Linked DNA regions of Homo sapiens: region 1 is linked to region 2. The links are chromatin loops, found by intact Hi-C in ENCODE. Cell type or tissue: IMR-90. All regions are shown on one strand. Links, peaks and the distances in the headings refer to the core of each region. The heading gives the core; the rest is flanking DNA. Region 1 has its middle 15 kb from the start of EDNRB. Region 2 holds the start of LINC01069 (long intergenic non-protein coding RNA 1069).

Region 1 (15,753 bases), core at 4,554-12,553, 61 kb before region 2:
ATTGAGCCTGCAGGTGCACAGAAGTCAAGAATTGAGGCTTGGGAAATCTCTGCCTAGATTTCAGAAGACGTGTGGAAACGCCTGGATGCCCAGGCAAAAGTTTGCTGCAGGGGAAATGCCCTCATGGAGAACCTCGGCTAAGGCAGTGTAGAAGGGAAATGTAGGGTCGGAGCCCCCACACAGAGTCCCTACTGGGGCACCGCCTACTGGAGCTGTCAGAAGAGGGCCACCGTCCTCCAGACCCCAGAGTGGTAGATTTACCGACATCTTGCACCGTGCGCCTGGAAAAGACGCAGACAATCAATGCCGGCCCACGAAAGCAGCCAGAGGCGAGGCTGTACCCTGCAAAGCCACAGGGGCAGAGCTGCCCAAGACCATGGGAACCCACCTCTTGCCTCAGCATGACCCAGATGCGAGATATGGCATCAAAAGAGATCATTTTGGAGCTTTAAGATTTGACTGCCCTTTTGGATTTCAGACTTGCATGGGGCCGGAAGCCCCTTTGTTTTGGTCAATTTCTCCCATTTGGAATGGCTGTATTTACCCAATGCCTTTACCCACATTGTATCTGGGAAATAACTAGCTTGCTGCACACAGCATGGGGACCCTGGGACATTTTCCCCATGGTCTTTGGGATTAACATTAGGATCCTTGCTACTTATGTCAATTTCTGTAGCCGGCTTGAATGTATCCTCAAAAAATGGAGGAGAAAGAAAATGGGTTTTTCTTTTCTATTGCATCGTCAGGCTGCAAATTTTCTAAACTCTTATGCTCTGTTTCACTTTTAAAATGGAATGCTTTTAACAGCACCTAAGTCACTTTTGAATGCTTTGCTGCTTAGAAATTTCTTCCACCAGATACCCTAAATCACCTCTCTCAAGTTCAAGTTCCACATATCTCTAGGGCAGGGCAAAATGCTGCCAGTCTCTTTGCTAAAATATAATGAGAGTCACCTTTGCTCCAGTTCCCAACAAGTTCCTCATCTCCATCTGAGACCACCTCAGCCTGGACCTTATTATTCATATCACTATCAGCATTTTTGTCAAAGCCATTCGACAAGTCTCTAGGAAGTTCCAAACTTTCCCACATTTTCCTGTCTTCTTCTGAGCCCTCTAAACTCTTCCACCTCTGCGTGTTATCCAGTTCCAAAGTTACTTCACATTTTTGGGTATTTTTTCAGCAATGCCCCACTCTGCTGTTACCAATTTACTGTATTAGTCCGTTTTCATGCTGCTGATAAAGATATACTGAGACTGGGAAGGAAAAGAGGTTTAATTGGACTTAAAGTTCTACATGGCTGGGGAAGCCTCAGAATCAGGGCAGGAGGCGAAAGACACTTCTTACATGGTGGCAGCAAGAGAAAATGAGGAATATGCAAAAGCAGAAACCTGTGATAAAACCATCAGATCTTGTGAGACTTACTCAGTACCATGAGAACAGTATGGGGGAAACTGCCCCCATGATTCAAATTATTTCCCGCCAGGTATCTCCAACAACATGTGAGAATTGTGGGAGTACAATTCAAGATGAGATTTGGGTGGGGACACAGAGGCAAACCATATCAGTATATAAGATAAGTACATCCCTATCTATTTATCTTCTCTGGAGAGGTTGTTGTTGATTACCTAGTTATCTACTTCTCATAGTAGACGCCTGAGATTCAAGCATCACTGTGGGATCATTGAGCCCTCAGGTCCTAGATCTAGATGCTTGAGTAAGTTCAGAGAATCCAAAGCTGAGGTAGGTTGAGGGCTGGACTATTGAACTTTATCCTGTCTTGTTCTAGATTAACACAGTGACTGGGCTTGCCTGAAATTATATAAGAAGAGTACAAGTTGACCCATCTGGGGGTGTGAGGTTGAGGAAGTCTGTGTCTAGGAACTAGAACAAAGTTGGGTACTCATGATAAATTTAAGACAAATTTCCGCTTTTTGACAATTTGGCAAGAAAGTAGACCTGATATTTAGGTGAATTTGACAATCAGGAACCTGATATAGGTGTATTCATATTTTTCCAATTCCAAATTAGTTGGAAAAGTCAGTGAATGATTATCATTACTGGGATGCTTTGCATGAAATTCGTCCACAGCAAGAGCTGTAACATATTTAGACTGTCACAATTTCTGTTCTTCCAGTATCTTTATCCATTCATTAATCTAGATATTCACAAGGAATAATCCATAGCTTATGATAGAGTCAAATATTTGTAAGAAAAGTGTTCTTATTACTCAGGTATTGATAAGGTCTGGCTGTGTCCCCAGCCAAATCTCACCATGAATTATAATAATTCCCATGTGCATGAGAGGGACCTGGTGTGAGGTAATTGAATCATGGGGGTGAGTTTTTCCCATGCTGTTCTCATGATAATGAATAAGTCTCATGAGATCTGATGGTTTTATAAATGAGAGTTCACCTACACAAGCTCTCTTGCCTGCTGCCAAGTAAGAAGTGACTTTGCTCCTCCTTTGCCTTCTGCCATGATTGTGAGGCTTCCCCAGCCATGTGGATCTGTGAATCAATTAAACCTCTTTACTTTATAAATTACCCAGTCTCACATATGTCTTTATTAGCAGTGTGAGAACAGACTAATACAGGTACATTTAATCATTTGTATGCAAGCAAATTAGACAAGTAATTAATGTTTTATAAAAATTTGGAGGAATAAGACATCACTTTTATTATATATATGAGTGGGGGCTTACTTCATATTTTATTATACTATCATCATATTTTAAAGCTGTACTGTTAACCACTGTCTTATATCAAGAAGCAAGTAACCTGATATTTGGTGATTTTGATTTTCCACTAAGAGGTACACTTAGGAAATATTTCATTCCCTTTATTTATCACAGGGTGGTTTCAGTATTGTTACCAAATATTTTGTACATATTTTTTCATGATACTATTTTTTTGGTGTAAAATTAGCTAAAGAATATGATATTTTAAGGAGTTTCGTTTTCAAGAGGAATGTCTTTCCTGAAAATGTTTACCACTGGAGGGATCAACAATGTGTTTGGCTTAAAATTAGCCCTAACAACACATTTAAGTTTTTTAATCTAAAATATATAAATGCCAATGAATTTGCCAGAAAAATACAACTGGCCTTTTTCCTTCAGAATTCCAGACATAACACAGCTTCTCTGAAGTCAAGAGAAGATCAAGTCTGAGAACAATGCTATTCTTACCTTTACTCTAGGGAAAAGCTGAATTTGCTCTAGGGATAAGAAGCAAAGACAAAATGCCATTGTCTTAGTGACGTTTTCACCAAATCATTTAAGAAGAACTTCCAAAGTATTTCCCAAAATATGTCAAATGCTTAATTTAAAAATAACAAAAAACATCTTCCAACCTCTCACTTTTAAATCATTTTTTATAGTGATTAAATTTACTTAAGTTCTAGGCCATTAACAAAAGATGAAGTGGCATCCAAAGTAGGCATTTTCAGTTGAGAAACTCAGTCCTATTTAAACGTTCATCAGCTATAAATTTTAGGTTCAGACGTTGATGAAGGTCAAAAGGTTAGTGATTCATTTCCTGTACTTGTCACTCTGCTGCTTGTTATGACACATTTCTGGAAGTGACTGACAACAGAAATAATCACTCAAAGGTCTCAATTGTGTGACATGAGCAAATATATTTTAGGCTCCAAACCATGAATTGTTTTGATTATTAGAAATCCTCATAGCATACAAATAAGAGGACCAAAATATACAGGGCCTTATCTTCCCAAACAGTCATCTATAGGACATAGGGAGAAGAAGGAAAGATAAATGTATAAGGTCTGGTCATGGTAGATGCACCTATCCATCTATACATATGTGAGAATATTCTTTGATATTTCCAATATTTTGTTGGCATCAGCTTGATCTCATAATGTAACGTATGTCCTCTTTAGGTGGCCTTTATTTTCCTAAGAGAACATTATCATAGATTTCCCCTTCTGTAACTAATAGTTGCCATTAAGATTTGGGGACTAAGATCTGTCTATGTTAGAGCAATGAAATATCAGCTATCTTAGTTCTTCTGAAGTTTAGATGCTGGTTCATGCCCTGAAAACCCATTTGTACAAGGCGGGTGACTATTCCAACACTTTCATGCTAACAGCCTTCCACTTAAACCTCTGGTCAAGAAACAGGAAAGAATCATGCCCTTTTGCAAGGAAAGGAGTCTGGGAAAGAGGAGAGCATGGACTTCAGGAACGCTGACTCCTGGCCATTTACCTACCTGAGAAGCCTTATGCAAATCATTTTACCTCGATATATCCTCTGGGTAAAAGAAAGAGTAAGAATAGTGTCTCCATTGTGAGATTTAAATTCTATTATGTTTGCAAATCATTCAGTATAGTGCGTGGAATACAGTGATTGTCTAGGAAATGTCAGAGATCATTTTTACTAATATATGTTCTGGTTTCTGGAAGATAATAAGAAGAGAACACCATCAGACCTCGTGATAAACTTTCTTAGCAAAGGTGCAGGCTTGGAATGGAATTCTCGTAGTTATGGATTGATTGAAAGCTAAGTTTATGCAATTATTGGCATTGGTGGTTATGTTGGATTGCCTTTTTTTTTGATGATCAACTATACGAGGAGCAGGAAATGGGCAGGACTGACTGCCTCAGTTGTTGGTTTACTGGTCTGCAAAAACATGGTTCAGGTCTTTATGACAATTCAACAATAAGCACTTGAAAATAAACCAAGAAAACTGAAAGCAGTAAAAAATAGTTTAGTAGACAGAAGATTCTGCATCACATACAGAGCTACATAGATTCAGATGACTTGTTTATTTCAAGAAGTTCTTAAAATGTACTTACATGCATGAAGTATGTTCCCAAGAAGCTACTTTCAGAGAGGGTTATATGGATAAGTGGTCTGTGATAGTATCAGTTTTAATTATTACTTCAGAACACCTCTTCTTAATTTATATTTAATATTAATAAACATTTATGATATGGAACCAAAAATTAGCATGTCTGATTTCTTAATTATTTGGATGTTTGTTCTCAAGAAGACAATAGTGTTGTGATGGAGAGATGGTTTCAGGTAGGAACTTCCACAACAGTAGACATAAACCATGCACATTAGTGCAGAGCTGAAACTGAAATCATGTCAGAAATGTTGAGTTTGTAACTTATTAACTTTTGAAAAGTACATACAACAAGCTATTTGTAAAGCTCAGCATTTATTGATATATCTGCAATATGCCAAAATAGAACTTCTGGCAACTCTGAAATGTTCTCAGAAATAATGAGTTTTGGCTAAATGCATGCAGTGCCTGAAGTTTGGTCTTTGAGGAGTTTAACACGCACAGCTGGGTCTCGTTAATGGTGCCAGTGGAATTTGTAGCACTATCTATTTTATGACACTTCCACACCTACTTTTACCTTATAAGGTAAAGACCCAAACTCTAAATGTGTATTATCCATAGGCCTATATTTAACAGCAAAATAATGATTTTTGCAAGCCAAAGAGAAACAGGAATTCGGTCTCCAGATGCTGTTTTTGAAAAGCGGCATCTAAATAGTTGCTGCCCAATGTCATGATCATGTTGTTTACTAAGATAATTTCAGCCTGTTTTACTAAAGCCATCGTGTAAGGCCAGATTTCTATTTTTTTAATAATACATCTAAAACAGTTACATGTGTAGTTGAGACTAAAATAAAAATAAAGACATTAATGGAAAGGCTGAGTTTTATTAGAGTTTGTATTTAAAGTCACACTCCCAAATCTGCCTTTCCTTGCATTGTTGAAAAATTTCACAAGTTTTCTATAAGAAGTCAAGTATTTTTTTTTAAAGTTTGAATAAACCTGCTTATAAATGACATTCTTGGAAAAACTTTGGAAATAGTCTCCCAAAGACTATTTTTGTATGATATAATCCAGCCTTACTGGCTGTAGCTGATCGGTGGGGGAATTACCTGATCCAAGCTTTCCTCTCAAGGACCTTCTCTGAGGTGGTTTTGTTGTTGTTTGTTTGTTTTCAAAGTAGATCAGAGAAACACTTTTTTATAGGAGACATCAGTGGCCTCTAACAAACGCCAGGGCGTCTAATTGTGTCAGTGCACAATTAGAATAATGTAATCAACTAACCAAGAGAGGGAGAGAAGCACTCTTGCTGAATTTGAGTTCCTTCTTCCAGCCTTTTTTGAGTCTCAGCTACAGCTCTATTTTTCCTTAGCATTGAAATACTGTAGTAGCAAAAAAAAAAAAAAAACAAAAAAAAAAAAACAAAAAAAACCTCCTCTTTTTATCAAATTATTTTCAGTAGGGCATTTTTCAATAGGCATAGCAATGAAAATAGTTATGATTTGTGCAAAAATCATGAATAAGAACTGCACGAATTAGCTACAGCTTTCTTTAGCAAGAGATAGTAGCTCACAAGTTAGTTTTTATACAACTGTTTCTGTAAGATTTAATTCTATTTTCTACAATACAAAGAAAAGATAAAGTAATATTTGAATCTGGTTTTACAACATAGACTTAATTATGTTGGTGAATTATTAAAAAAAAAAAAAAAGTGAAGAAAGAGCCAGTTGAGACTAGGTTAGGAATAGACCCAAAACTGGAGAAGAGAGAAGTCTTGTCTTTTAGACACTGGCTGCCTCGGAAGAGGAAGATGAAAGAGGGCACACATATGAGGGGGTGAAACCAGGACTGGGGACCAAAGATGCTGAAAGTCTCTGGAGTAAAGTGGACATCAAAGACAGCTTTATGTCTTTTTCAATCTTTTCAGTGTCTCTCCCTGGATCAAATTTATCAGAACATATCTATGTAGGGACATGTTGAAAAGATATGGGAAATACCCATCTTTATGGCTAATTTAACACGATTTATTATTTAAAACAATAATGGTAGAAGTGGCTTCCATCTATTGAGATCTCAATGATGTGTCACTCCCTTTATTTATTTATGTCTACTTTATTAAAGTCTTACAAAATCCCTGTGAAATAGGTATTATTTCTACAGTGTTAAACATGGTAATAATACTGAGGCTCAGAGAAGCCTGTGCCTATGGCTACAGCGTAAGACAGACAGATCTGGGACCTTAGACCAAGTCCATCTAACTCCAGTCTCACACTTGTAACCATATATTTTGGACATTGAAATTGCATGTGTATGTCCAGTCATAGCTTCTTTGCCTGCTTTTCCTTGACATACTTTTTGAAAAGGACTATAAATAATCAAGACCAAAAATACTAAGTGAATCTGTTCAATAATTGGTGTTTGCCAAAGCCGTTTTTCTTTCAATCCCATTTTAAACAGAGCTCAACTTTAATGTTTTAATTACATGCATTTCTAGTTCAATTCAAATCTCTCTAAGATTAAAACAAATGAATAAATCAGGAAGCATAATGACTTTTGGAGAATGTCCATTTATAATAAATCTGTTATGACCAACTAAAGAACACATAACATTAAAAAAGCAAACTTTGCTATTTTGCCAAGCATTAAAATATGCAAATTTCCCTCGTGCTGTGTTATATATGTTTAAGATATGTTGATGACATGGGCTATTTTGAAATCTCTGCAAATATCCTTTTTAGGAAATATTTGTTTCTGTAGCAATTCTAAGATACTAGCAACTCATATGCCCATTTCAAAACACCTGTGAATATCACATATAGGTTACACTTCAAAATTTAACTTGTGGAACTTTTATTCTGGTGAGCAGAGTTTCATGCGCGTCCGTGTGAAGAGACCACCAAACAGGCTTTGTGTGAGCAATAAAGCTTTTAATCACCTGGGTGCAGGCAGGCTGAGTCCGAAAAGAGAGTCAGCGAAGGGAGACAGGGGTGGGGCCGTTTTATAAGATTTGGGTAGGTAAAGGAAAATTACAGTCAAAGGGGGGTTGTTCTCTGGCGGGCAGGAGTAGGGGTCACAAGGTGCTCAGTAGGGGAGCTTTTGAGCCAGGATGAGCCAGGAGAAGGAATTTCACAAGATAATGTCATCAGTTAAGGCAGGAACAGGCCATTTTCATTTCTTTTGTGGTGGAATGTCATCAGTTAAGGCAGGAACTGGCCATCTGGATGTGTACGTGCAGGTCACAGGGGATATGATAGCTTAGCTTGGGCTCAGAGGCCTGACATTCCTGTCTTCTTATATTAATAAGAAAAATAAAATGAAATAGTGGTAAAGTGTGAGGATGGCAAAAATTTTGGGAGATGGTATGGAGAGATAATGGGCGATGTTTCTCAGGGCTGCTTCGAGCGGGATTAGGGGTAGCGTGGGAACCTAGAGTGGGAGAGATTAAGCTGAAGGAAGATTTTGTGGTAAGGAGTGATATTGTGGGACTGTTAGAAGAAACATTTGTCATTTAGAATTATTGGTGATGGCCTGGGTACGGTTTTGTATGAATTGAAAAACTAAACAGAATAAAAGAAGGAGAAAAACAGGTATTAAAGGTCTAAGAATTGGGAGGACCCAGGACATCTGATTAGAGAGTGCCTAAGGAGGTTCAGCATAGCCTTGCCAGCAAAGATTATTTATTTACTTTAAGAGTTAAGAGTGGCGGTTTGGGGTTAGCACCAAGAGATATCAGCTGTGATGGCTTGGAGAAGCAGCGTAAACCATCAGTGTAATCAAGAGCAGGGCATGTATGCGTAGTTGAGAACGGTCAATAGGAGTATGACTAGAGAGAATAAGGAGTGTCCATACAGGAGCTTAAATGGGCTGTACCTTGTAGCATTCCGAGGACAGGCCTGAATTCTGAGAAGGGAAAGTGGTAAAAGTATTGTGCAGTCCTTTTTAAGTTGGTGGCTGAACTTGGTGAAGTGTGTTTTTAAAAGACCTTTAGTCCGTTCTACTTTTCCTGAAGACTGAGGACCGTAAGGGATATAAACGTTTCACTGGATACTACGAGCCTGAAAAACTGCTTGGCTGATTTGACTAATAAAAGCCGGTCTGCTATTAGACTGTATAGAGGTGGGAAGGCCAAACTGAGGAATTATGTCTGACAGAAGGGAAGAAATGACCACGGTGACCTTCTCAGACCCTGTGGAAAGGCCTCTACCCATCTAGTGAAAGTGTCTACTCAGACTAAGAGGTATTTTAGTTATCTGACTTGGGGCATGTTAGTAAAGTCAATTTGCCAGTTCTGGGCAGGGGCAAATCCCTGAGCTTGATGTGTAGGAAAGGGGGGGGGGGGCCTGAATAGTCCCTGAGGAGTAGCAGAATAGCAGATGGAACACTGAGAAGTTATTTCCTTGAGATAGATTTCCATGATGGAAAGGAAATGAGAGGTTCTAAGAGGCAGGCTGGTGGCTTGTACTATAGCATAGCCTGGCTTTGCTGGTGTGTGGTGATTATGCCTGGTGGAACTGCCATCAATAAATCAAGCGTGATCAGGTTGAGGAACAGGAAAGAAGGAAATATGGGGAAATGGGGTGAATGTCAGGTGGATCAGAGAGATACAGTCATGGGGGTCAGGTGTGGTATCAGGAATAATGTGGGAAGCTGGATTGAAGTCTGGGCCAGAAACAATGGTAATTGTGGGACTCAACAAAGAGTGAGTACAGCTGAAGGAGCCGGGGAGCAGAAAGTATATGTGTCAGGTGTGAGGAAGAAAATAGATTTTGGAAGTTATGAGAACTGTAGAGAGTGAGTTGAGCATAGTTTGTGATTTTAAGGGCCTTTAAAAGTATTAGGGCGGCGGCGGCCGCCACACGCAAACTTGAGGGCTAAGCAAAACAGTAAGGTCAAGTTGTTTGGATAAAAAGGCTACAGGGCGCAGTCCCAGTTCTTGTGTAAGAATTCCAACTGCACAGCCCTGCACTTTGGCTGTGGGTAATGAAAAGGGTTCAGATGAGTCAGGGAGAGCTAGGGTGGGGGCAGTCTCTAAAGCTGTCTTCAAGGAATGAAAAAGAGTGGGGAAAGGATTTAGGATCTATGGGGTCAGCTAGGTTTCTTTTTGTGAGTTTATATAATGGTTTTGTTAGGATGGCAAAACCAGGTATCTAAAGTCGAAAGTATCTAACCATGCCTAGGAAGGAAAGGAGTTGTTTTGTAGAAGGTGTTGGGGTTTGAGAGATCAGTCAGACACAATAGGCAGGGAGAGCATGTGTGTGTTTATGAGAATTACGCCAAAACAGGTAACAGATGAGGAAGAAATTTGGGCTTGATTGAAGTAATGGGGGCTGTCTGTGAAGCCTTGCGGCAGTACAGCCCAGGTAATTTGCTGAGCCTGTTGGGTGTCAGGGTCAGTCCAGGTGAAAGCAAAGAAAGGCTGGGATGAAGGATGCAAAGGAATAGTAAAGAAAGCATGTTAGAGATCCAGAACAGAATAATGGATTGTGGAGGGAGGTATTGAGAATAGGAGAGTATATGGGTTTGGCACCATGGGGTGGATAGGCAAAACAATTTGATTGATAAGGCACAGATCCTGAACTAACCTGTAAGGCTTGTCTGGTTTTAGGACAGGTAAAATGGGGGAATTGTAAGGAGAGTTTATAGGCTTTAAAAGGCCATGCTATAACAGGTGAGTGATAACAGGCTTTCATCCTTTTAAAGCATGCTGTGGGATGGGATATTGGCATTGAGCGGGATAAGAGTGATTAGGTTTTAATGGGATGATAAGGGGTGCATGATCAGTCGCTAAGGAGGGAGTAGAGGTGTCTTATACTTGTGGGTTAAGGTGGGGAGATACAAGGGGAGGATGTGAAGGAGGCTTTGAACTGGGGGAAAAGGCGGCAATGAGGTGTGGCTGTAGCCCAGGAATAGTCAGGGAAGCAGATAATTTAATTAAAGTGTCTCGGCCTAATAAGGGAACTGGGCAGGTGGGGATAACTAAAAAGGAGTGCTTAAAAGAGTATTGTCTAAGTTGGCACCAGAGTTGGGGAGTTTTAAGAGGTTTAGAAGCCTGGCCATCAATACCCACAACAGTTATGGAGGCAAGGGAAACAGGCCCTTGAAAAGAAGGTAATGTGGAGTGGGTAGCCTCCATATTAATTAAGAAGGGGGCGGACTTATCTTCCACTGTGAGAATTACTTAGAGCATCTGTGATGGTCTTGTAGGCTTCCGAGGCAATCAGGCAGTGTCAGTCTTCAGCTGCTAAGCCGAGAAGATCTGGGAAGGAGTCAGAGAGCCTTGGGCCAGAGTTCCAGGGGCTGTGGAAGTGGCTGCCAGGTGAGTTGAACAGTCTGATTTTCAGTGGGGTCCTGCACAGATGGGACATGGCTTAGGAGGAATCCCAGGCTGTGGGCATTCCTTGGCCCAGTGGCCAGATTTCTGGCACTTGAAGCAAGATCCTGATGGAGGAAGTCTTGTAGGAATGCTTGACTGCTGCGGCTTAGGCGTGTGCAGCTTAGGCATTTTGAAGTTCTTGTATGCTGGAGGTGTGGCTGGGTTTTGTCTCACAGCAGAGGCAAGTAATTGTAACTCAGAAATGCATTGCCGTTTGGCTGCTTCCTATTATTGTACACCTTGAAGGCGAGGTTGATTAATTCCTGTTGTGGGGTTTGAGGGCCAGATTCTAATTTTTGAAGTTTTTTCCTAATGTCAGGAGTGGATTGGGTGATAAAATGCATATTAAGAATAAGGCGGCCTTCTGGCCTTTCTGGGTCTAGGGCGGTAAAGCGTCTAAGGGTTGCTGCTAAGTGGGCCCTGAACTGGGCTGGGTTTTCGTCTTTACCTTGGGTAGTTTCTTTAAGCTTGTCAGAATTAACAGGTTTGTAAGCTGCCTTTTTAAGCCCTCAAACTAGGCAGGAAATCATGTAATCTTGTCTAGCTATACCTGGGGAATTTGCCTGATAGTTCCATTGGGGATCCTCTCAGGGAACTGCTCTAATGCCTTCCTGGAGGTCTGACTCGTGAAGCCAGCGGTTATCAGCGTGAGATTGGGCTAGAGAAAAAACTCTTTCTCTTTCATCTGGGGAGAGGGTAGAAGTCAGGATGACATTTAAGTCACTCCAGGTTAAACTGTAGGACAGAGTTAGATATTGGAATTCCTGTATATATTTAATGGGGTCTGATGAGAAAGAGCCTAAATGCTGACTGATCTGAGAGAGGTCTGATAGAGAAAAAGGTACTTGTACTTTGACTATGCCTTCAGCTCCAGCCACCTCTCTAAGAGGAAATTGTTGGGCAGGTGGGGGAAGAGCTAGTCGTGGGACTAAACTGTAAGCCGGACCAAATGTGAGGAGGGGAGGTGATAAAAGGATTATAGGGTGGAGGAGCAGAAGCTGAGGAAGAATTGGGACCTACCTTAGCCTGGCGATGAGGGGAGAGGTCAGATGGGTCTGTAGAAAAGGAAGATTAGAAAGACTCAGTGACGCTTGAGGTTGGGACTGAGGGGACAGGCAGGAGGGAAAGAAGGAAGATTTGGGATGAGCTGCATCGGGAACAGAGACTAGGGAGGGACTGTTGTGTAAAAGAATGCCTGGATGTCAGGCATTTCGACTGTTTGCACATTTTACGACAAGAATTATTTAGATCTTGTAGGATGGAAAAATTGAAAGTGCCATTTTCTGGCTATTTGGAACAACTGTCAAGTTTGTTTGGGGTCAAGCGGCATTGCAGAAGAAAATAAGGCATTTAGGTTTTAGGTCAGGTGTGAGTTGAAGAGGTTTTAATTTCTTGAGAACACAGGCTAAGGGAGAAGCAGGAGGAATGGAGGGTGGAAGGTTGCCCATAGTGAAGGAGGCAAGCCCAGAGAAAAGAGAGAGTAGAGACACAGAGGGAAAGGGTCCGGGGGTTCTTACCCTCCAGAAAAGCGGGAAAGGAGTCAGGGCACAGAAATAAGGGGTTGGGGCGCAGAGATTAGAGGTCACAGCAGAGAAATAAGGGATGGGGCACAGAGATAAGAGGTCGGGGTATGGAAATTAGGGATTGGGGGGTTCTTGCCCCCAGAAAAGCAGAGAAGGGGTAGAGACACAGAAAGAAGGGGTTGGGGGGTTCTTGTCCCCTAGAAAAGTGGTACTTGCTGCTAAGGGTGAAGGAGAAGGGGTTGGGGGGTTCTTACCCCCCAGAAAAGTGGTACTTGCCGCTAAGGGTGAATGACCAAGGCAGGCGTCCCCGCGTGGTCAGACACCTCTGAAACATGGGTGAATAATCAGAGAGGCATCCCTGCAATGATTAAACACCAAGGGAAGGCTGCCTTCCCAAGTCCATGACCAGCGCTGGAGTTTTGGATCCACAGATAAAACGTGTCTCCTTTGTCTCTAACAGAAAATAAAAGGAATTGAAATTAAGAGAAGGGAGAGATTGAAGGGTGGCACCAAGATTGAAAGGAGAAAGTGGTTGAGGGATAGTGAGAGAGGTTGGAGAAGACAGTAAGAAGAGGCCACTTACCCGATTTAAAATTGGTGAGATGTTCCTTGGGCTGGTGGTTCTGAGGACCCGAGGTCATAGGTGGATCTTTTTCACAGAGCAAAGAGCAGGAGGACAGGGGATTGATCTCCCAAGGGAGGTCCCCCTATCTGAGTCACAGCACCAAATTTCATGCACGTCAGTGTGAAGAGACCACCAAACAGGGTTTGTGTGAGCAATAAAGCTTTTAATCACCTGGGTGCAGGTGGGCTGAGTCCAGAAAGAGAGTCAGTAAAGGGAGATAGGGGTGGGGCCATTTTATAAGATTTGGGTAGGTAAAGGAAAATTACAGTCAAAGGGGGGTTGTCCTCTGGCAGGCAGGAGTGGGGGTCACAAGGTGCTCAGTAGGGGAGCTTTTGAGCCAGGAGAAGGAATTTCACAAGATAATGTCATCAGTTAAGGCAGGAACAGGCCATTTTCATTTCTTTTGTGGTGGAATGTCATCAGTTAAGGCAGGAACTGGCCATCTGGATGTGTACGTGCAGGTCACAGGGGATATGATGGCTTAGCTTGGGCTCAAAGGCCTGACACAGAGAAATAGTTGGAATCCTAAATTTGGCACTTTAAACTTGTTTGATCTTTAGAAAATTCTCTAATTTGAGTTTTAGTGTTGTCATGTGTGTATTTGCCAAAATAATACTTTCTTCATAAATTCATTGGGAAGATTAAATGAAGTCATGAATGAAAACTGCTTTGCATGTTGTAGGTGTTCCATGATGCCTATCTTAAAAATTGCTTGCAAATTAAATGAGATAATGATGCTAAAGGATTCATACATTGTAAGCACTCAACGAAAATATCTGATTCTCTTTCCTAGATGTTTTTTATATTATGGTAGCATGCTGGACTTAAAATTCTTATGTATGGGCTGGGCGCAGTGGCTCATGCCTGTAATCCCAGCACTTTGGGAAGCTGAGGTGGGTGGATCACAAGGTCAAGAGATCAAGACCATCTTGGCCAACATGGTGAAACTCTGTCCCCACTAAAAATACAAAAATTAGCTGGGCGTGGTGGCACGTGCCTGTAGTCCCAGCTACTTGGGAGGCTGATGCAGGAAAATCACTGGAACCCGGGAGGTGGAGGTTGCGGCGAGTCGAGATGGCATCATTGCACTCCAGCCTGGCAACAGAGTGAGACTCTGTCTCTAAATAAATAAATAAATAAATAAATAAATAAAATAAAAATAAAAATTCTTATGTACAGACCCATGTTCTTATAAAATTCATGTCATGGTTGTATTCACTATTAATACAGTTATTCATTTGTTAAGTTATTCAGACATTTGTGCAAGCGAAGAATATTAATTAACCACTGTATTCCAGGTGCTATTCTAGGCACTGGGGGTTGAATGAACAAAGAGGAATGACATATGAGCTTCACTATAAGAGATTCATTGGAGGTGTGTGGTAAAGATATGAAAAGGACAGAGGGAAGACATAAAAGAGGAAATGGTTAAATTTAACCTAGAGAAGAGTTTAATTTTTTTTTTTCATAGAGAAGGTGATAATGGGGCTCAGCTATAAAATATGAGTAGATGTTCTCCAGGTAAAAATGGAGATAGGGGATTTCAGAAAAATGGAATACCTTCATAAAATTTTGAAATACATAAAACCCTCTCATCTTCCTGGGAAATTTAATCTCAGAATGCCTGGAATGGCAACTAGAAGATGGAGTTTTAGTGCAATAAGTCTGGCAAAGTAGACGTGGAGAAACAGGAAGCTCTAATACACCAACTTAAGATGACTGTGGTTTACCTCTTAGGCATGAGAAGCATGTATACTCACACTGCGTGTTATGAACAGATTAGTTTGTCAGAAAATCTCATTCAAAGCCAAGGAAAAGATGAATTGGGTGTGTGTGTGTGTGTGTGTGTGTGTGTGTGTGTGTGTGTAGGTCATGATGCACAAAGAGCAGTTGGGTTAAAATTGCCACAGTCTATGAGCAAGATAAAGAGACTTTGGCTTGGAATATTTGAAGGGGAGATGGAAGGAGGTTAAGCGTATAATTTATGATTCAGAATTCACAAGATGTGGTCTCTGTGTGCGAGTTGAAAGGGATGGGAACAGGATCCTAGATGCCATTCTGGCATGGATCCATGTTTTATACTATTGATTAAGACAGGAATCCTAGAAATTTTTGGAAAGCTACAATGATTTCAGTTTTGGTCTAGTTTAATTTATGATGCCTGGGAGATACCTAGGTGTGATATCTGGTTGAAACCTGGAAATGTGAGCCTGAAGCTCATAATATAGTTCTTAGACACAGATGCATATTTGGGAATTATCCACAATTAATTTGTACAGGGAGTGAGTAAAGAAACTATCCCGTTAAAAGACTGAGAAGGAAGAATCAAATAAAAAAGAGAAGAATCAGAGAAGCCAAGGGAGGGAAGAGATTCAAGAAGTAGTCCAGAGGTTCAGTGTGATAAGAATTAAGAAAGTCATTGGATAATTTT
Region 2 (15,753 bases), core at 5,043-13,042:
CTAGCACATTTGTATGCTGTATTATCTGTTAAATGTCTGAGTCCCCCACTAGATGAAAAAACTTTGTGAGTATGTGAATGTTTACCTGTCTGATTCACGTTCATTGTGTTGTCTAATTGTCTGGCTCAGCATAGATTATTAATAACTATTTATAAAATAAATCACTCTGTTGCAATATTAAAATACTATAATAGAATGTTAAATAAAATTATAAGGCTGAGACAACCGTTTAAATTTGACTGGCGTGGGTTGGGGTATAAAGAAAATGAGAGCCTGGGGCACTTCAGAGGCAATTTATGACACATAAAGTACCCTTCCGGGGCACTTTATGATGTCAGAACAAAAAAGTTGTGCTTTTCGTTTGGGATTTTGGGAATGAACCAGAGTACAATCCTTTCACTGCTGCTGCTGTCATATAAGCTCTAGGGACAATAAAGAACATTGTGACCTGAAAAAATAGACTTTGGAAAAAGCTCTTAAAATCTGGGGTGTTACACAAGAGGATATGACATGTCTTGCCCAGTGAATAAGGCTCTTCAGAAAACTTCTAAAAAGAGGCTGCATCTGCTTTAGTTGCTTAGAGGAATGCATATTCTCTGAGCACTGTTTTCTCCAAAACATTTTGAGAAATGGGCCTCAGTTTTCTTACTTGTAAAGTGGGTACAGTAGAAAATGTACCTCATCATCTTGTACATGAGGATTCAATAAACCAAAGTAAATAAGCTTTTACAATGGCCTGACACCTAGTAAATACCAGATAAGTGTTTGCTTCCTTTATTACCATTGTTATCAATTTGACTCTGAGATAAGAGCTAACACATAAAGTGAGAGGCATTGTTGTGGTACATCTGCAGAAGTCATTTGTGTTCTCCAAGTCCTTCCAGAGTTCCTCTGGGGACGGTGCATGAGAGTCCTGGGGTTGAGTTCCTGCAGTCTGGCCTCAAAATCTGTGGCTCCTGGCTGAGCTTCAGCTAACAGTATATCTGAGTTTTCCTGTCAATCAAGGATATCTTATATGGGACTGAGCAATTTAGATTTGAAATGCTAAATGTGGAACAAATGTTACCACATCAGATAGGAATGGAAACTGTTCTTTGTGGAGAGATACCAGGATCTCTCTTCCTTGGGAAGATGAGCTGAGAGAGGAACACAGAGATGTCGCTCTGTGCAGCCACTGGCACTGGCCCCTGTGCCACCTTAGTTCTTCAGGGTGAGCTTTAATTGTTGTCCAGTGTCATGAGTTTCAGTCTCTATGCTATTGTGAGAAAATTGTGCTAAAAGCCACTGAGAGACCACACAATGACAGCTGGCACACTGATACACTGTGCGGGTTACTGCTAGAGTTCAAGTCTCTCAGGGATGCTCCAGGGCACAAACCCTCAGCCTCGGGTATTCATCCAGGGAGGTTTGGATCCGATTCGCATAAATCCCAGTGTGGTAGCAAGGAATTTCCTGCCTCCTACTGCTTCAGGACACCTGCTCAACCCATTTTTAGAAGGCTTTCACAGCCCTTTTGGGGCATTCCCAGGACAGGTGGGCAGGAGGTGGTGGCCGTGGGGGCTGGACATCCATCAGACCTGGGATGGAGTGGTGCCTCACCTGGATCTGCACATCCCAAAGAGGTACCCAAGGCTGGGCCAAAAGGAAATGAGTGTACGTGGCTTGTACTTTGACCAGTGTCCTGCTCCTTGCCTTCCTCCCCCTGCACATGGTGTGAAAAGGAGTGGCGTTCTCCCAGACACAGACCAACTTTGGAAATTGGGATTGTGGTACTATCTGAAAGTGTGCAGCATTTTAACCTCGAGTGTGTAAGTCTAAGTATTGTAAAACATGTTTTTATATTTTAAAAGCTCTTAAAGGTAATTTTATTTTATTGAACATCAGAAACTATCTACATATTCATAAAGAATGCTTGATTAAAAGACAGTATCTCCCAGAGCGCCAGAAATTTTAGTGTAGTTACACTCATTTGGAATCAGCCTAACACTTACCATATTCATAATTACTAAGAAATTCTAAGGAAAGTGTATGTATGCACATACACATCATATACATATTCAGAATATATGTGTATATAGATTATATACCGTAAATATATATGTCTGTTACCTGTCTTTTTTTCTATAAAAAAAAACTTTATTCATGCCTAGTATTAACTCCCAGGCAAAGCATGTATTTAAGGATTAGGCTAATGTTTAAAGGTTTTCGAGAAGGCTACAACCCTGAAATATTATCTGATTAGAAAATAAAGTTGGTGGTTCTGCAGTTAGCCTTTGGCTTTATTTCAGTATTGGTTAGTGTTCTAATGCTTGCTGAGTTTGAAAACTTACGTGAAAGTACATCCCTTATTGATCAGTAAATTTATTTGTATGTTATTGTTGCAGCTGTTAAATGAGAAATTTAATTTTCTCTCCTTAATTCAGTTTGGCTTTCTGACATGTTGCTCTTCTCTCCTTGAAGCAAGTGCTGTTTGCCCATTTTCCTTACTCCAGTGCCTGTCACATAAAAGGGCTTAGTACATATTTCCTGAAGTAATGACTTATCAGATGCATGGTCAGTGCCCCTAAATCTTGCTTCTCAGTGTTAGTTTGGAGCCTGAGAAAGAATGGCAGCTTTGGAAAAGTAAATTTAAAAGTCAGAAATCATTAAAATGCACAAAAATATCCCAAAGTAAGGTTTTCATGTGATTCTACCACAGGGCTTATTGATCTTTTCTCATATTTAGGCTTTGTTTCTAGGTGCCCAATAGAAGCTACCAAAACTTTAATAGTTGCTAACTCCCACTTTTTCATTATACTCTTGCTAAGTTGAAAAGTCCTCTCCTCTTAGAAACAGAAATGACTGTGCTATATATTGGAATTTCCAAAAGCCACCAGACACCAATGATACACCACAGATGGGTGTCCCTGAGAGTAGAATTAGAACTACTCCCCTCAATGTGGCTGCTGTGTCATCACTAGTGTACTGCAACCCCTGCCAAGGCAGGACAGGGGGACGATGAATGCCAGCTGGATTCCAGTCCACTCCCCAGACTGAATGATAAGGCTCTACCACCGGGAATGGATCATGTCTGTTCAAAGCCACAATGGACAGTGTCCTCTTCTGTCATTGCAGCTACACCATCCAAACTCCCCAGATCCCTAAGGAAACTCAGAAGAACATGAGCAGAACATCACAACAATGGGTGCACACAACTCTGATAAAACATGTACATTTAAGGGTCTCTATTCTCTCTAATAGGTTAATTCAGGTGACATGATAACAAAACTGCCATCTACAGTTTGGGACAGGTAGGGATGAAAGAGGATAGTGGAATGGGATCTTTTCAAATTTATCCAGTGGGGTAAATGGAGGATCATTTGTTTCACGGTAGCAACATGAAGTAACTATAGAAGATTATTTTCAGAGAAAAACAAAACAAAACAAAAGCCACTACTAGTCTGCCTATTATGCCTGAAATGTCATTGTCTATCTATATACTTGCAAAGGCTATTATCTGCTGAATTTAAGCAGTAAAAACATCAGAAAAACTAAATAATGGTCTATGTATTGGAAATATTTGTAACAGTTTCTTACATTCATAACATTAGAGCACAAACATATTCCCCTCTCCTTTTCTTTTTCTCTTTTGAATTTTCAGTAGAAGGGAACGACAATAATAGGTATAACTTTTATTGGATTATACTTTAATTTAGATCACTGAATTATGTATACCTATAGCACCCAAAATGCTACTAAAGTCAAGACTCTACATTTAAATAATAAATAAGTAATCCGGTTTTACTCACATCCATCTTCCATGATGGTCCAACTAGACACTCCCCATTGTGACTGTTGATGGAAAATTCTTCCATGTTTGGAGAAACCACAGTTACTGATTAGTTTTAGCTGTAAGAGCTCTTTCCTCCTTCTCATCAAGCCTAGGCAAGGTTCCACAAACAATATTTTTTCCCGTTTGTCTCCACTCAGAAGTTCTTAATCTCTTCAGGGAACAGGGAAAATGCAGGAGTCCCCTTTGTACATCACTTGAAATAAATAAAAAAATTATCCAAAACTCATATCATTACAGGAGTGACTGTTACAAAGAGAAAGAAGCAAATTATGGTGACTAGAAATGACAAGAGCTTGGATTTTTCTTATTTTTCAGCATGAAATTCTGAGCTTACAACCTGCAAAATCCTATTATAAAAGTAAGATAACTGCCATATAAAAACTGAAAATCATGCAAATATTTATGTGTGATCCCACTAGTTCACTCCATAATTTTTTGGAGTGTAAAAAACATTTATGATTTTAAAAATCACATCCAATAAAAAAAAAACAGAGTCATAAAATAAAAGAAGAGGAACACAGGCTCTGCACTGCACTGAAACATTTTGAAATATAAAATGAACAACCAATGCTTTACAGCAAAAATATGATCTCATCAACAAGGTAGGAAAATGAGCAATTGCCTTTTAAAAGGCCATAGGTTACTAGCACAGTGGTTGTGAGAATAGATGTTTGAGCCTAACCGTTTGGTTTAAAAATCTGACTTTTCCACAGAGTTCTTAATGTAATATTGGTCAGGTTGCTTCATTTTCCTTATCTGTTAAATGGTGATACTCATGGTACCTACTTTATCTTGTTATTATGACACTTTGAGGAGTTAATAATGGGAAGTACATAGAAAAGAGCATAGAATAATGGTGTTTGGTAAGATTAAGTTATTGTTACTATTCTTCAATTTCTAATATTTCAAAAGAAATACAGACCTGCACTGAAGAATAATTGACTTCCTCATGCTTCAAAGCTTCATTAAATAATAACAAATAGTTGATTCCTTTTTCAGTTGGGAAAGCAAATTCAGTCAGTCTCTTAGAATATTACTATAAATTGTTTCTGAATTAAAACTCATCCCAAACAAATGAGGAGATACTTTTCTGTGATTTATGCTATAGTTTGGAAAAAGGATACTGTTGTGCCAGGAGTTGAAAACTGTACTGAGAAAGTCTATTCATGCTGACTGCAAATATTACCAGTGGGAGGAAAATCGAGTGTGTCCAATTTCATCACTGATAAATCTAGAATGATAACAGATCTGCGTTGAGGGCAAGGTCTAGGAATGCTCTTCTTATACACAGAATGTTTTTGCTTAATTTCATGCTCTACAGTTTAAAGGTCATTTCTTATAAAATTATAATAACTGATGAGGCAGCCAGTGTCCCGCCCTAGAGATTTCTATCTTATTTTATAAGATAAAACTAAGGTTTCCTTTCAAGTTAAATAAGGATTATAATCTTCTTTGTGCAAGGGGAAAAAAAAGAGTATTCTTACTAGATCACCTTGGTAAGATTTGTGATTGTTTATCCTACAAAATATTTAAGTTTTGAAATTATTTCCTTTTTCCTCCAGGAGAGTATAAAGTTTTCCCTTGTGATTATTTGTTTTTCTTCAAAGCATATTAGCCCATATTTATCACAGCCATGGTCTCCATGTCAACGAGAGAAGATGCCATGTATCTCTTAATTTAGCAGCACTTTTTGTTCGGGTTTCCAGATAAAGCACAATACAAGTTTTAAATATAAAGAGAACAGGCTGTTTCTCACAAAGCACACTGGTGTTCATAGGATGCGAAACTGGGCCCCCGTGGTGTTTGATAAGAAAGGAGTTCCTAGCATAAAGATATTTTTAGCACATCTAATAAAACATCAGTTCCATCTGCATTTCCTTAACATGTTGTGCTAAATTCTCCCTCCAACATTCCAGGATTAGTTTGTTACCCAAAGTGACAGGGAAAAGTCACTTTAGATTTTTCTGTCACCATAGGAAAAAATGAAAAGCTGTTATTATATTAACATATGTTTCTCTTTCTTTATCAAATACACAACAGCATTTGGGTCTCTACTAAAAATTATCATACACTTTAAATGATGAACTGAGCCTCTTGAACCTTTTTATTTATTTTGGGACTATAACATCAATATGTTTAAATCAAATATTTATTTCTGTGTCTGTTTCAGACATGACTCCTAATAACTGAAAAAATAGAAGTTTATGTTTACTTCTCTACATCTCTTTCCCTAAACAATTAACTAACAATTAGCTGTTGACTTCTTCATTCACTGAGATCTTAGTTAAAAGAGTATATATGTGTGTGTGTGTGTGTATGTATGTATGTATACACGTACACACATATATATACTATTATATACTATATATAATAGTGTATATATATATACACACACATACATGCACAGAGAGAGAACAATAAAACATAATGAAAAGTGATATTTCAAAAGATCTGTTAAGTGAAATCTTAGTCAAAATATAAGCTAGTTGCCAATATATAGAAAGGTTTATTATGCTATAATTGGTTTTGTACATGATTTGTAATATCTCTCCCTCTTCCATGCATGTAATTTTGATTTAATACCAGGTTGATAATTACCTGGCCAAAATTAGATTTCTTATTCATGTAAAGGTAGATATCAAATTTACATATCAGTAATGCAAATGGGAAAAAATTATTTGGGGTAATTTATTTTGATTGGAACTATTTGTATCACTGCTCAATAAATCTATTATTTGATTTTATTTCTAAGGCATTATTAAAGAGATTTGTCAGAAAAAATACATTTATATATGTGTTTATATATGTATACACATATACACATATAATAAAATAGAAGTTGGAGATATATATGCATGTGTATATGATTGTTTGTGTGGTGGTACATAGGACTACATTACAGAATGTTTTTCTAAAGTTAGGAATTTAAAGGGTGAATATCATACTAGGCCACATCTTTTGAGCTGTAAAAAAAAAATCACTAAATTTTACAGATTTGAGGTTTTAAGCTTAAAATTTTAGTTGCATTTTTAAAAACTTGAAAGCAGTTGACAAACTGGTTTCAAAAAGAAGAATTAATATTGCAAACATGAAATTACTCATAAAGCTAAATCTAGACAAGATAGAAATAAATTTTTGAACATTTAAAATCCAAGTTTATTTTTAAAGCACATATGTTTTACATTAGAAGGTGTAGCCGTACCAATCATCTCTTCCTCTAAAATATTCAGAGTACATTTTTAGAACATTGTAGCAACACTTAAATGCCAGTGGTTCATTATTTTAAAAGTGTTGCCCCTTTTAACAAATGCATGATTAATATTGAAGTATAGCTTTTATTCTCTTTTTAAGGCTTCAGACATAAAGTCTATTTTATGGTTTATAAACTAATGGGAGACATAGTGACTTCTTTCATTGCTAGGAAGATTTTAAATGTTCTTTTTGGGAGGCATAGGGATTAATTTTTTTTTTCCTGCTTGAGAAATGTTACCTTCTGAGAAAAAAGCAAGGCACTTTTTCTACTGTTGTGATTCCTTAAAATAGTTTTCTTCCCTTTTGTTTTGTTTATAATACCCTTCCCAACTCCCTTGGTCATCTGAGCATGGCTGATCACTTCACGTCTCTTTTTTTGATTCATGAATACAGAATTCTAACTTTATATTAAAATGAAGAACATATTTAGTTCTCAAGAATAAGCTCATCCTGGGAATATATTGCATGTTGGCAGATGTATTAAACCAGAAAAAGAACATAGGAGGGATGTGGCCCTCCTTGTGAGCAACACTCTCATGGTTGAGTCCTTACCGAGGGTTAGGAAAACATCCTGGTATATACATTTGAAGCTTATTGGTTTCCTGAGCTAAGATTAGGGATTAGGACAAGAGGTGTGGCTGGAATCTCTTCCTGAAGATTGTGATTCTGGGACTCGGAGGAGTCAAGACCAAGGTTCCCACAGCAGAGCCAGAAAAATAAATAAATAATTAGGCCTACACCTCTGACATTTGACCACCCCCTTGGGTATTGTGTCTTGGTCCTAATATATTTTGTTTTCCTAGTTTAGGCTGGAACTGTGTAGAGCATTGAGCAAATACTTTGTTCTTACCAAATACATATATATTTTTGGACTGTACAAATACTAAATAAGAATAACCATATACTTTTTTTTTGAGATGGAATTTCACTCTTGTTGCCCAGGCTGGAGTGCAATGGTACAATCTCGGCTCATCGCAACCTCCACCTCCCGAGTTCAAGCAATTCTCCTGCCTCAGCCTCCCGAGTAAGTGGGATTACAGGCATGCGCCACTATGCCTAGCTAATTTTGTATTTTTAGCAGAGACAGAGTTTCTCCGTGTTGGTCAGGCTGGTCTCAAACTCCCGACCTCAGGGCATCCACCTGCCTCGGCTTCCCAAGGTGCTGGGATTACAGGAGTGAGCCACCGCGCCTGGCATGTAGTCCACCAAGGAGGTGTTGAGCCTCTCTCTTGCTAGACAACCTATCAGGCAATATTTTCTTATAAATTACTTCAATAATGATTACTCTTGAATCATTAACTTTGTACATTTTTTCCAGATGAGGATTTGTGCTAAAGCTTCATTTAACTATTTTGGGGAGCTTGTTACCACAAAAGAGTCAGGACAGGCTCAAAATCAGCCAGAAGTTTACCTATTCAATTCAACAAAACAAAACAGGTACCTATGATATGCTAGGCTGGATAGCAGCTGCTGGAAGGTTTAGAAATGTATTGCCGTCTCTTATTTCTTTCTGTCTTGGATTTCGACTTATTTCAAAAATAAAAATAGCCACACTGTTGAAGACAATATGACGGAGACTTTGGAATCAGACAGATCTGTCCCAAGTCTGTGACTACCAGTCATGCAACCTCAGACCATCATCCAGTCAGAGCCTGGGCTCCTGTAAATGAGTGTGGTCACCACTCACTCACATGCTGCAGGGTTGGACACATGCCAACATACAGTAGGGGACATGGGCTAAACATCCGAAAAATGGAAAATGCTCTTATTCTCAAGGCCAGGCCAATGTCTACATTCCAAAATAGTAGCATTTTAACCTATCTATACATTTTGAATTGTGAAAGAATTCATTGCTTCTTAAAAATATAGTTGACATTCTAAGCAGAGCTGAGTGTTGACTAAAATAAACTGGGCTAGTAGTTATCATAGAAATGTTGATAAGATTACCTGGTATTCATTATACTTAAAAGCAAGACTGGTCCTAGGTAGAAGTGACAAGCTACTTCAGTCTGTTTTTCCCACCTTCGTACCTCCCATTCATCTTCCTTTCATAATTCACACACTAACTGCCCAGAAGCTTCTTTCTCTGCCTTGACATTGTTAGGTGGCCTATTTCAGTAAAAAGCAGTCTCTCTGAAGTGTTGGCTGGTACTATTTAAAACTCTGTTAGCTCACTTGATGCTCTGCATTTTAATAGGGGTCTCTTGAACACACAGGAGTTTTATGTATTTTTGTTTTTTTCTGGTTTTTTTTTGTTTTGTTTTTTTGTTTTTTTTGTTTTTTTTTGAGACGGAGTCTCACTCTGTCACCCAGGCTGGAGTGCAGTGGTGCAGTCTCGGCTCACTGCGACCTCTGCCTCCTGGGTTCAAGCGATTCTCCTGCCTTAGCCTCCCAAGTAGCTGGGATTACAGGCATCTGCCACCATGCCTGGCTAATTTTGTATTTCGGGTAGAGACGGGGTTTCACCATGTTGGCCAGGCTGGTCTTGAACTCCTGAACTCAGGTGATCTGCCCACCTTGGCCCCCCAAAGTGCTGGGATTACAAGCGTGAGCCAACACACCCAGGCACACAGGAGTTTTAAACCCAGGAGAATTGTGCTGTCATGTTAGGCAGACTGTCTTCTCTGTAGCTACTCTCTCTCTCTCAGAAAGCTCATCGATTCTTATGACATTAACTTTCATTTTTATTTTTATTATCCTTAAAAATATAGGTCAAAGCTATCTGTCTCTTTCTCCCAAGTTTTGGTACTGCAATTTCTTAATGGACATTTCAGTTCAACAGATATTTGTGAGGCATCTCTTATTACATGTGAGACGAGGATCAATACTTTACATGTATTTAAAATAGACACCAAGTTTATGTACCTGTGAAGAAATATTTTTGTTCTCTTTTCCATAATCAATTTGTACTATGATTTGTCACCAAGTCCTATCAATTCTTCTTTTAAAGAATTGCCATCACCTTACACTTAGAAGATACATTAACTAGTTATCTTAAAAACAAGGATTATAAGTCATTCTACTATAAAGACACATGCACACACACATCTTTATTGCAGCACTATTCACTATAGCAAAGACATGGAACCAACCCAAATGCTCATCAATGATAGACTGGATAAACAAAATGTGGCACATATACACCATGGAATACTATGCAGCCATAAAAAAGAATGACTTCATGTCTTTTGCAGGGACGTGGATGAAGCTGGAAACCATCACTCTCAGCAAACTAACACAGGAGCAGAAAACCAAACACCACATGTTCTCACTCATAAGTGGTAGTTGAACAATAAGAACCCTTGGACGCAGGGACGGGAACATCACACACTGGGGCCTGTAGGGAGTGGGGAGCAAGGGGAGGGAGAGTATTAGGACAAATACCTAATGCATGAGCGGCTTAAAACCTAGATGATGGGTTGATAGGTGCAGCAAACCACCATGGCACATGTGTCCCAGAACTTAAAGTATAATAAATAAAAACAAACAAAAATACAAGAATCTTCCAGCTCCCATGTGATCCCTATGGCAAGTGCAAACTGATTCCCTTCCCTTCACCTCCTCACTTCACCTCAGTAGCACTGAGCTCTGCCACTATATAGCTCTGTGACTTTGAACAATGCATCGGTTTATTTATCCACAAAATATAACGAACAATACCTGCCCTGCCTTTCTTGCAGGATTATTGTAATGATCAGTCAAAATGGTGCGTTGGAAATCATTTTACATAGTAAATATTTATATCACACTGTTAGGAATAGTATTCTTGTTTTCTACCTCATCTTGACGTGAATGAGACATAGTTCAAATCTTGAATCCTCCACGTATTAGTCATGTGAACATTAGGTTACTTATTTAGACTCTCAGAACCACTACATTCTCATTTGTGAAATGGAGACATGAACCTCCATGCAGCCTGATGTAAGGACTAGATGGAGAAAACGTTGATAGAAGTACCAAAGACTGTGCCTACTGCCAACTTGCATGCCATAATGTTAGTTTTTTCTTTGTGTTCTAATTGGTTCAATGTTTTTTGTCTTTACCAGTCTTTCTTAATCTTACCTGTAGGATTTTATTTCTATTTTTTTGGACAAACTTTGTATTTTCTAGGGAGATTGATGAGTGAGTGCATTTTCTGTGGCTGCTATAACAAATTACCACAAACTTAATGGCTTAAAACAATGCAAATGTATTTTCTTACAGTTTTGAAAGTCAGAAGTTCAAAATCAGTCTCACTGGGCTAACATCAAGGTGTCTGTTTCTTCTGGAGGCTCAGGGGAAACCCATTTCCTTGCCTTTTCTAGCTTCTAGGGGCTGCCTGCATTCCTCAGCTAGTGGCCCCTTCCTCACCATACTCCAATCTTAAGCTTTTGTCATCACATCTACTACTCACTCTGATCTCCTGTTCCCTTTTAAAGGATTCTTGTGATTACATTATTAGGATCATCTGGATAACCCAGGCTACTTTACCCATCTCATGATCCTTAAGCACATCTATAAAGTCTATTTTGCTATATAAGGTAAAATTCACAGGTTGTGGAATTAGGATATGGGCATCTTTTGGGTTCAGTATACCACAGTCAGTTGCCTGAAATTCCCACAGACTTCTTATGGTCATGGTTACCTTTTACCCTTTACCAATTTACATTCTCCTTCCTCAAATTTTTCCTTTTTTATTTGGTCTAAATTCTACTCAATCACTTTGAGGCATACCATTAAGTCTGTAGATCTCCATCTGTTGAAGTTGGAGTATAGATCAATGCTTAGTTATGCACTTTTTTCCCAATGTTTACTATTTCTTACTAAATTTCAGCTTCTCTCATTCAGGAACATATCTTTTTGTTTATTTTTAAGTTACACAATATACTTTCATTTATACATTCATTCACCAACGTGTTCTCAAGCATCTGCTAAAAGCCAAGCCTTATATTCAGTGCAGGAGATACAAAGCTGAGTGAGCATAGCACAGTCCTCATCTTTTGAGAACTCATCAAGTGGTGGAAGTGTGGTAGAGACAGTAAAGCTCATATTCCCTCAAATTTCCCAGCTTCCTTACCAGTAGGGAGGCTAATATGATATGATATGGTCATGAAATGTGGGCAATATTGATATTGTGCCTTCTCTGGGATGAAGCAGTGAAACACTTACATGTAGTTCTTTGGTTGCTCTTTGCCACTGGGAGCAGCTACAAGATGATGGAACTTCCAACAGCCTGAGGTTCTGAGAGACCACGTGCAACAAAGCCTCTTGCAAATTCATGTGGGACATGGAAACGTGAAAGAAGAAAAGCTTTGTTGTGGCAAGTCACATGAAATTTAGGAGTTATTTATTACCCCCTAGTCAATCCTACCCAATACCGAAAAGGAAATCTGTGATCCTGTATCATAGGCATAGCATGATAGCATATACTAATATTTGGAGGTAGAAAACTGTTCCAAATGAGAACAGAGGGAGTACTTGAGTTGATTCTTAAAGGACAACAAGAAGGTTTGAGATGGATGAGGTGTGAGAACAAGCATTTTCCCAAAGAGCAAATAGCACATACAAAGACTTGGAAGCCTAGACAGAATTCAGATGGCAGGGAAAGGGTATAATTTCTGTGGGGGTAGGGGGGAGACTGAGGCCAGAGCTAGAGGTGAGAGGGCATTGGATGCCATTCTAAGACATTTTATTTTCATTCTGTAAGCTAGAGTTTCTTAAAAATTTTTTTAAAAATTTGTTCATTTATTTCTGTTTAAAATAGTAATACAACTATATTATGTAAAGTTAGAAAGACATAGGAAAGCAAATGAAGAAAATAAAATCATCACTAATACTATCACATTGAGAAATAACTGTTAATGCTGCTTTCATATTTTCTTCTAGATATTGCTCTGTGCATGTACAGATTTGATTGTGTCTCCTTAAAATTGGGATTATGTTGTATGAGAATTATTTTGTCTGTTTAACCTTTCCAATTAAAAGTCTTCAAAAAGAATTCTCAGTTTGGGCGGATAAAATTTCAGTGACTAAAAGATAACTCATAATTCATTTAGCTATTTGGCATTTAGGAAATATCCATTGTTATGGAGATTATCCATCTAAGCAGACTTTAAAATAATCAGTTTAATTGTGGAATAATGTATATAGAAGAAATGTTATCTATTTTAAGTGTAAATTTGAGGGGTTTTGACAAATGTGCTGTCATGTAACTACCACCATCATCCAGATTAGAGCATTTCTATCGCCACAAAAAAGTGTCCTTGTATCCCTCTGCAGTCAATTCCTTTTAGCCCTTCCCAGCCTCTGGAAAACCCTGACATGCATTCAGTCAGCAGAGCACTTATTGGCTTCAATTTCAGATAAATGAATTCGTGTCTGGGCTTTTTCACTTGGCATAATATTTTGGAAATTCATCCTTGTTGTTTATCTATTAATTATTTGAAGAAAGGTCAACTTGCCTCTAGTTTTTGGCTAATAAATATGTTATGAACATTCAGGTACAAGTTTTTGTGTGGCTGTATCTTTACATTTATCTTGTGTACCTAGGCAGGTTGATTCCTCAGTGTTTTAAGTGTAGCTATAACTCCATAAGAAACAACCAGACTGTTCCCACCAACAGTGTGTGAGACTTCCTCATGTTTTATAACCTCACCAAATCTTGTTATTCATGATCTTTTTAATTTTGACGATTTTTGATTATGTTGTTTCTTCTCATTGACGTGTTAAAGGTTTTTATATATTAGATACAAATACTTTATTATGTATATGTTTGTACATAATTATTTTATATATGTTTACAATTATTTTATATTTTTAATATATTTAATTTATATTTATAATTTTTTATATATGTGCTTACATATATATAATATACATATATAAAAATTATTTTATATATATATTTTATATATTACTAAATCCAAGAACAAGGAGTGCTGATGTCCCATATAATTATATATAAACATATACATAATAAAGCACTACAGAATTCTTGTTACATATATAGAACAATATATTTATATAAACATATATATATATTGCTCTGTGCATGTGCAGATTTGATTGTTTTTCCTTAAAATTGGGGTTATGTTGTATGAGAATTACTTAACTGCTTAGGAAAACCATTAACAAGCATAAATTCTAACTATTTGTCACCTAAAGCATACAACTTACATCACCTATTTGAGAAGCAACTCATTGTCAAGTAAAATGTCATGAGTTAATGTGATTTCTATTTCATGACTTGCATGTGATCCACTATCTGCTGTCTCTTCCCAATGCAAATTAATTTTCATGGCATATCTTCCCCATTTTGCAAATTTGTGGGCCTCTTGTACCTTCCTCTATTACAAGTGTTCTGGGGAATGAATGCCTAACTCATGACATGCTTAATATGACACATATACATTTAATTTTGTAAGTGCCATGTAATACATACTTTTTAATTTGATTAAACTCTGCCAAGCCATTTTTGTATACTGGAGTGATAGATAACTACAAAGACAAAAAGCACTATTTTATTCACATAAATCTTCTTTTCTTCCTGTTTCCAAACTTGTTGATAATTATCTTCCCCTACTTTGCCTTACTATCCCTTTTTTCTTTTGTGACTTCTTGCATTAAATACTTATTAACTTCTTTTCAGTTTTAATCATGAAAATATATAAAATTATACATTTAATTAGTTTTTAGTTTTATTTTGCATTGTGGTGAAAGAAGACATCATATTTTCTTGTTCGTGATGTTAAAGTAGCAGTTTCTCACTGCAACAACCAATGTGCAAAATAACCAGCTAGCATCATGATGACAGGATCAAATTCACACGTAACAATATCAACCTTAAATGTAAACAGGCTAAATGCCTCAATTAAAAGATGCAGAATGGCAAATTGGATAAAGTCAAGACCCATCAGTGTGCTGTATTCAGGAGACCCATATCACGTGCAAAGACACAAAAAGGCTCAAAATAAAGGGATGGAGGAATATTTACCAAGCAAATGAAAAGCAAAAAAAAAAAAAAAAAAAAAAAAAAAAGCAGGGGTTGCAATCCTACTCTTTGATAAAACAGACTTTAAAGCAACAAAGATCAAAAAAGACAATGTAGGAGATTATGTAATGGTAAAGGCATCAATGAAACGAGAAGAGCTAAGTATCCTAAATATATATGCAATCAATACAGGAGCACCCAGATTCATAAAACAAGTTCTTAGAGACCTATAAAGAGACTTCGACCCCCACACAATAATAGTGGGAGACTTTAATACCCCACTGTCAATATTAGACCAAGCAGACAGAAAATTAACAAGGACATTCAGGACTTGAACTCAGCTCTGGACCAAGCAGACCCGATAGACATCTACAGAACTCTCCACCCCAAAACAACACAATATTTATTATTCTCAGCACCACATAGCACTTATTCTAAAATTGACCACATAATTCGATGTAAAACACTTCCGAGCAAATGCAAAAGAACGGAAATCATAACAGTCTCTCAGACCACAGTGAAATCAAATTAGAACTTAGGATTAAGAAACTCACTCAAAACTGCACAAATACATGGAAACTGAACAACCTGCTCCTGAATGACTGCTGGGTAAATAATGATATAAGACAGACAGAAATAAGTTATTTGAAAACGAATGAGAACAAGGAGAAAATGTACCAGAATCTCTGGGACACAGTTA

What was found. A loop is a pair of places that touch in the nucleus more often than their neighbours do. Peaks named below come from ENCODE experiments on the same cell type or tissue, not always from the same donor. Only the 100,000 strongest peaks of a DNase experiment are listed, where the experiment ranks them.
Region 1: it touches region 2 in a loop (2.5-fold over the local background); 3 of 110 quality-filtered maps call a loop at or near these places.

Annotation. Positions count from the first base shown.
Region 1 is chr13:77,925,552-77,941,304 of GRCh38, forward strand. It overlaps a transcript of EDNRB not described here. Among named protein-coding and RNA genes, the nearest start is that of EDNRB, 15 kb to the left of the region's middle. In IMR-90, for the core only: no CTCF peak of the experiment used is centred there; no DNase peak of the experiment used is centred there.
Region 2 is chr13:77,985,584-78,001,336 of GRCh38, forward strand. LINC01069 (long intergenic non-protein coding RNA 1069) reads right to left here and starts at 9,190. Exons shown (of 3, transcript NR_108076.1): 1 at 9,032-9,190; 2 at 3,789-4,025. In IMR-90, for the core only: no CTCF peak of the experiment used is centred there; no DNase peak of the experiment used is centred there.